Regions from separate parts of the Homo sapiens genome. Here region 2 is linked to region 1. Evidence: chromatin contacts called from ENCODE Hi-C or POLR2A ChIA-PET data. All regions are on one chromosome and are shown on one strand. The core of a region is the stretch at or near the end of the contact, and the rest is flanking DNA. Distances in the headings are between cores, read along the strand shown.

Evidence for each region. Hi-C counts contacts between places; a loop is a spot of excess contacts on that map. ChIA-PET counts read pairs that join two places held with the same protein, here RNA polymerase II (POLR2A). Pooled maps may share reads with other maps.
Region 2: a loop to region 1 is called in a map of gastrocnemius medialis, with 2.1 times the contacts of the local background. The contact joins the enhancer-like site here to the promoter of CASC18 in region 1. A Hi-C loop is called at or near these places in 3 of 168 maps with a recorded cell type or tissue (aorta, endothelial cell of hepatic sinusoid and gastrocnemius medialis) and 6 of 50 pooled maps. POLR2A ChIA-PET finds 5 or more read pairs at or near these places in 1 of 52 experiments (BJ).

Annotation. Positions count from the first base shown.
Region 1 is chr12:105,702,451-105,706,057 of GRCh38, reverse strand. It overlaps CASC18 (cancer susceptibility 18), which reads right to left and starts at 1,855. Exons shown (of 5, transcript NR_110109.1): 1 at 1,802-1,855. It overlaps LOC105369959 (a long non-coding RNA gene), which reads left to right. Exons shown (of 3, transcript XR_945309.3): 3 at 492-942.
Region 2 is chr12:105,819,030-105,822,636 of GRCh38, reverse strand. No RefSeq gene overlaps it. Among named protein-coding and RNA genes, the nearest start is that of CASC18, 120 kb to the right of the region's middle. Within about 2 kb of position 1,741, at least 9 of the 41 ENCODE cell types and tissues checked have a DNase peak (open chromatin) inside an H3K27ac peak, as active enhancers do; they include gastrocnemius medialis, where a contact is called at or near this core.

The DNA.
Region 1 (3,607 bases), core at 606-3,105:
CACACATACACACACACATACACTCACACTCACACGCTGGGCACAGCAGGCATGCAAGCACAGTTGGGAATTCTGTGAGTCCTTCTAGACTAAGGAAACTCAAACTAAAAAGTAAAATCTATTAATAACAACTCCCTCCTCCCCATTTACTACGGAATTTGCTCTTGCGGATTCTCTAGAGCGCCCTCATGTGACGCCCTGTTGTAATAGCATTCAAGACTTTGGAAGGATATAAGGATCTGTTGAAACACTGTATCACCACAATTCAAAGTATCACTTTTCCGGATGAATAACGCCTAGTATTTGATAGCACAAAACGAGGACTGTAGTCAATAATAATTTAATTGTACATTTTTTTAAATGCCCAAATTATTTAAATTTCAGAAAGAGATGGGCCCTTCAGGGAGAGGAAGGCTCGGCTGTCTTAATCTCTGGGAGCCCTGTAGAAGAATGAGAAGACAAACAGCTGACTTTTTTCTAATTTTTAACAGCTACTTGTGGACCAAGGTGACACTTAGGAATCCCAAGAAGCTCCAGCCATAAAGGGAGTCGGTATCCTTCCTCCAATTGTAAACCCCAGCACTCCCACTGAACACACTGGCCATGCCAAAAGTTCACACATCGGCCACGCAAAGAGCTCAAAGAGATCCATTCAGTACCTGGGAAGGCACGATCACTACGGGGAGAATCAGAAACCACGCGATCGCCAGGTGGCCTTCAAAGAAGCCTCCTCCCAGAAGGTCCAGAATCCCATCCAGAGACATTTCTGTCACTCTTCTCAAGCCACCTCATCATCTCTCTCTGCAGTTGAACTGCTGATGTTTCTGAGATTGTGGGTTTGTTCAAAATGAAGCTTGGCAGAATCATAATTTATAGGCTAATATTTTGTAAGTAGAGACAATTCATGACTTAGAATCTTATGAATAAATTGCTCCTGTTTTATTGCTCTGTGTGTGTGTGTGTGTGGGTGTGGGTGTGGGTGTGGGTGTGTGTGCATATAACTTTTCTTTTTCCACGTTTACCTCTTGAGTGGGCCCATTAAACTGAGAAGTACTGCGTGAGGTCTTGAGATAGCACAAGCCTTCGCCACCCCTGTAAAGGTGTGACGTGTGTCTAGGCAAAACCCTGGCAGGTCTCCAGGCGGTCCTTCTGAGTTAGGGCTCTGAACACTCTCTCTTAAAGCCCTGAGCTATGAACACAGCTTTGAACGGGACAGAGAAAGACCAAGTCAGAGGGGGAGCAGCTGTGTCTTTCTCCTCTCTGCTTCATTATAGACAAAATTGACCTCTGGGCCAAGTCTCATTAACTAATTGAAGAGTTCATAGTCACACAGTGTTTCTCAAAACGAGATTCAGAGAACACGAGCATCAGAAACACCTGAAGTGTTTGTTGGAATTGCAGCTACCTGGGCCCCATTTGGTGCCTGTTGAATCAGAATCTGTGGTATAAGAACCTAAGATCTGCATTTCCAATACACTTATAAGTTGAGTGTCAAGCACAGTAAAGTTTGGGCAGCCCGTCCCTTAATCTTTTCACATCCCGTCAGATTACAGATTTATATTTTAACAAAAGCCTTTATTTCCATAAGCCAACAGGGGAACTTCAGATACTGCTGTGGGGCAGCAGGGGAGATGTTGTTAAGCAAAGGGAGAAGGGCTTCCAGCGCCTCTTGATTTTTTCTGCAGAGGTAGCTGCACATGCAGCTGGTCAGAGTTTACCTTCTATGTCCTACCCCTGTGAATGCACCCCAGAGCTGGAGCACGCATTGAGGTCAGGGGGGCGCCTACCTGGAAGGACCTACCTGGAAACTGGATATCCAGTGAGGAGAGGAGAAGGGGCTGTCAGAAAATCAGCTCACCTCTAGACGGCGGCAACTCAGATAAGAGGAGCTTGTACTTCCGGTCTCTCCTCCCTCATCCCTTTCTGGTTGGGAAATTTTGTTCAAGCTACCGCTGTATGCTTCTGTTTTCTCTGAAGAAAATGGAGACTAATATTTATGCCTGCCTCAATAAATACATTTTTATTATAATTAATTTTGAAAGGTCCTGAGATTGGTAGGAAGATCACGTCCTCAGAGGCAGGTGTTGTGAACAGTGGATATGAAGTTGCATGGAAAATCTTCCACATGCTCAGTCCATCCCCAAGGGAAAAGGAATGTCTGGTGGGAAGTGAAGAGCTCTGAGCCCCTGCCTTCTCTGCTGCAGCACCCACCATCTTCCTCTTCTATTCCAGCCATGCGAGGCTTTTTTCTATTCCTTGAACCCAACAAACATTGCTCGTCTTCAGCCAGGATTGGGAAGCACTGCTCAATCCACTGCTGTATATAAATCTAGCTCACGGGTTGGGACTTTTCAGGCAGGGAAAGGCTCATTAGGAAACTGAGGCTGATTTTGGATGTTTCCAGGTCAGGAAGGTTGTATGTGTAGGTTTTCTTCTGCATTGGGCACAGAACATTGGATGGTCATTCTCATTCCCATCTTTGGCAAGGGCTGGGATGAAGTATGTGCTGGTGGTTCCTGAGCTGCCTAGCAGAGACGTGGGCTTGGGGAGGAGGACATTTTCTTTCCAGCAGGTGCTCGAGAGGACTCAAAGAGGTGATGAATGGAGCAAACAGAGCCTGGACTCCATCCAGGTAGACAGGGCTTATACCCAAATCTGTCACTTACTAGTTGTATGATCTTGGTTAAGCCTTAGTTTCCTCCTCTATAAAATGACTCTAAATAGTAACACCTACCTCAGAGTTGTTATGAAGATTAACAGACATAAGGTGTGTAAACCAATTACACTGTGTCTAGTACACATGACTGCCCTGTTCATACTAACTATGGTGATTTGATGTTTGGGAGCCACGCTTTTTAGTCTTTAAGGTCTGTGTAATCTCGCTGTCTTGTTTTATTTTATATTTCCCCATTTATTCTCTATTCTCGCTCCTGTTTCCTCCCATTTCCCTCTCCTGTCTTCCTTCCTGGGATTTCTTATATGTCCTTAGATTATCTCCAAAAAACACAGAACTTGGTTTTGTGTGTATATTAAAGTTTAATATCCTTAAGTAGTAACGTGCTATAAATCGTTTACCACCTTTTGCACTCAACACTAAGATTTTTAGAGGTATCCATATTATGGTTTGCCAGTGGTTCTCAACTTCACTATGAAACAGAATCACTTGGGAGCTTTTGAAAAATTTCAATACCTGGACCTCCATTCCAGTTATTCTGATTTAATTTGTCTAGGGTGCGGGCCAAGCCTCAGGTCATTCTAAAGTGCAGCCAGGATTGAGAAGCACTGCTCAATCCACTGCTGTATATAAATCTAGCTCACAGGTTGGGACTTCTCAGGCAGGGAAAAGCCCGGGGTTCACCTTTTTCTGCCTCACCAAGTCTCTGCAGTAAAATCAGGTGATGACGACCCTAAGGACAGCGTTAAAAGGAAAAAGAAGAGAGGAGAAGGCAACTTGCAGCCTAAGGCATATGTAAGAAAGAGCAGAAATCAGAACTCCTACTCTGCCCTATTTGTCAGAGTCATGTTATTGATTCATCTGTTCGTCCATTTAATCACCCAGGATTTACTGAGCTCCTCAGACATTCTGCTAGGTGCAGGGAATACAGCA
Region 2 (3,607 bases), core at 492-2,991, 120 kb before region 1:
CCTCTTGTGATGTGGTCATAAAAATTATTTCAGCATTAAATACCTTATTCTCATCCTGTCAACTTTGAGACCACTGCTAGATGAATCACTGGAGAAATGAAATGCTTAGCGAAATGTTTTTCTTCCTGATTGCAGGGCTGAGGCTTATTCGATTAAAGGATAAAAGTAAATTGATCAAATATGTGGATGCTTGGAGTTTATTTTTATCGCTCCTGAGCAAATTTTGGAATGCAGCAATCTGATTAGATTTTTCTCCTTGTGGTTCCCTGTGAAAGAGGAAGAGCCGACGAGAAAGCGCTGAGGTCCCAGCCCTGGGGGATGAATGATTGGCCAGTTTCCATTTTTAGCTTTCCTGACTTCTATGGCCTAGAGAATTGAAGTCAACATCAGGAAAGCCCCCTTCTAATAGAGCAGGCTAGCAATTGTATGGCAAGCTGACTTAGAAGCATTCATGGAGTTAATACAAACACACCGAGCTTGACGGACTCAACCTGCAGAGACCATTTCTATTAACATTCTCCCTCCAACTTGGGGTCCTTGTGGCCTCTCCCTCTTCCTCACCCTGATCTCCTTCGTGGTCTCATTTTCCAGGCCATTGAGGTTTCAGGAAAATGACAAGAAACTGAGAGAAAGCCGGGGGACATGAGGGCAGAAAAGGGACCGTTGGTTTTAATTTCAGCTGTGTTCTTAATTCTATCCCCAGCCAGCTTCCAGGGCCTTCTGGGGCTGGGGGAGTGGCCAGCCACCTTCCTGCTCTGCAATCCCAAACATTCATTAAATTTTCCTGTTTTAACACATCACTAACAACAACAACAATAAATAGCAAAATTGATGATGAGTCTTCTAGGTGTCCCAAGTGCACTGAGGCCTGACATTCCTTATGTCATTTAATCCTCACAATGCCCCTGTGAGGAAGGGGCTATTATAGTTTCCAAAGGGGTTAACTGCGGCACAACAAATTTATGTAACTGGGAAACATTGTAGAGCTTGGATTTGAACCTATCCATTTTTAGTCTGGGCCCTCTGTATGTAATCATGGCATCAAAATGTACTATTTTGCTGTTAAGTTGGGAGGCTTGAGATTACTACATGGAAAGCCTGCCATACCCAGCTCCTAGAAGGAGATCACTAAGGATCATAATCAAGGTACAAGTGTAGGAGGGGGCCAAGGATTCAGCCTAGAGGAGTGGAGGAAGGGCTTGGTGTGGTCAACTTTTTAATCTGTGAAATTGGAAATTTCTTTCTACCTCCCTTCACCCCAAGTACCTGGCAGAGTCTCTGCCCACTGAAGGCATTTCTGAAACATTTGCTGACTTGTAATTGTGAATGGAACTAAGCAATAAAAGGATCAAGGACTAGCGATGTACTCCAGCAGCCAAGAGACTTGAAAGAACCAGGAAAATACTGCTAAATATTCTGAAAAATATTACTTAGTAAGTTGATAAAAGTAACTAGAAGAAATTCCATGTTGGTACTAATGACAAGATGCAGGGAGAAAGGACTTTTTTTGAGGGCTTTCTTTTGCAAACAGCTTACAAACAAAAGAAGGAATCAATGGACACATGATGTTTCCCCTCCACGGGGGAGAAATGCCAGGTTAATGACTGCAGAGGCCAAACCATTTACAAAAATAGCAATATTTCTTGCACAATCAAGCTCTGAAAATGCACCAGCAAGCATGAGGAGGTTGCGTTAACAGCCAGGGACACACTGGAAGCTACTTGTTTCATTAAGTGACCCAGTCCTCTCAAGGCCAACACAAGCAAAGAATTTTGTGGCCTACCTCTGAGTCAACATTGAGAGGAGGCCCCTAATGAATGAAAATGCATTGAGTTCTTCCATCGAAAGGATGTGGCAGGCCCAGAGCCAGATCGAATTATTAGACTGGATTTATTTCAGGCCCTAAGTTTAACCAGCTGGAGTTCTTTTGAAAGTACCATCCTATGAAAACTTTTGAATAGAGGAATTTGCCACTTAATGGGGTTTGATTAGAGACAGAACACAATGTCCTTGGCTTGTATCCTCCTTCTGTACAGTATGCCCTCCACCCAGCTCGGGCCATCTGCAGTGCATGTCAGCTTAAGGGCTGCAGGCAAGGTGCTCAAAGAGCAAGGGTCTCCACAGATTTGATCTCTCTTTGAGTTGATGCTGCTAATGAACTTGTAACTCTTAGCAGGCCACCAGAGAAGAAACTGCCAAGAGTGAGGACAAGAGGGAGAAAGAAATAAGAATGAGCTAGGCTGGAAAAGCCATGGAACCATACCTGGGGAATGGTTTAAAGTCCACACACACCTTCCTCTCTGTACACAGGATGTACACTTGCTAACACAGCTTTAGCCAAGAACTCAAGTCACATAAACACTGCCATCCTGGGCTTCACTTTAATAGAAACATTCTTCTTCTCTTTGTTTTCAGATAAACAAATAGAGATGGATGAAATCCAAAGTGGAAATTAGAATGATGAAAGACTGACATTACATATAGTAATTCTATTAAGCATTTATAATATATCTCCACACATATTATAAAAATCTGAAGGATTTCTATCAAAATATTAGCAATGGGTACCCCTAGATGGTGAAATTAGAAATGATTTTCAACACATCTTCTTTTTTTCTCATTTTTTATTAAAATGTTTTCATAAGTGAACATGAATTGCCTTTGTAATTGGAAAACATTTTTTAAATTTTAAAACATGAGAAGCCAATATATGAAACTGATTGAACTATTTATTACTCTAAAATGTGTAAAAAGCAAAGATGATTGATGCTAAGGGTAGAGGTTAAGGCAATGTATTCAATAACTGAGGGAAGGAAGTGAGAAATCTTCTGGGAATAACTCCTTTGAACTATTCAGTGTGCTGACCCAGCGTCTGACAATGTCACATGCTTATTGGCCTTTACCAGGCAACATTTTTTTCCTGATGTATATACTGAATTTGACATAGCCTCACACATAGATTGCCCGTGCAGGATCTTTTTTTTAAAGAAAAACAACCATTTGTATTCATTTTTTCTCCCAAGTGCTCAAAGCCATAATATCAACTGCAAGTAAATTGTACATGTTGAATGACTGAATGAAGAAACCAAGACAGTAAAAGACATAACCCTTGCCCTGAAGGAATTCACCACTTAGTTGGAGACGTAAAACCCAGTACATGAAACAACTGGATGACAAAATTAAGAAGGGAGTTATAGAAGGATAGTTGGAGAAGGGGGTTAACACTTATTAATGCCTACTGTGTGCAGATTTTGCTAAATGCTTCCTATAAGGTACCTCATTCAGTCCCTTAACCAACCTATGCAGTAGGTATCATTTTCTCCACTGACAACAGAAGGAATCAGGGTTCAGAGAGTTTATTTTCAAAGATGCCACAGCTGGCAGGGCACTGAGCCAGGAAAGAACTTAGGGCCTTCTGAACCCCAAGTCAGTGTTGGATCTGCTCTACCCCCACGCCCCTTCCATGCAGGTCTTGTGTAAGGGAAGAATTTACAGTGAGGGTGTGTACTATGCATCAAGCCTGGAAAGGAAAGAACATGACAAGTGGATTTGGCAAGAGATGTTCCTGTAGTGCTGGTGCAGCCTGGCTCTTTGAATTTATCCATCT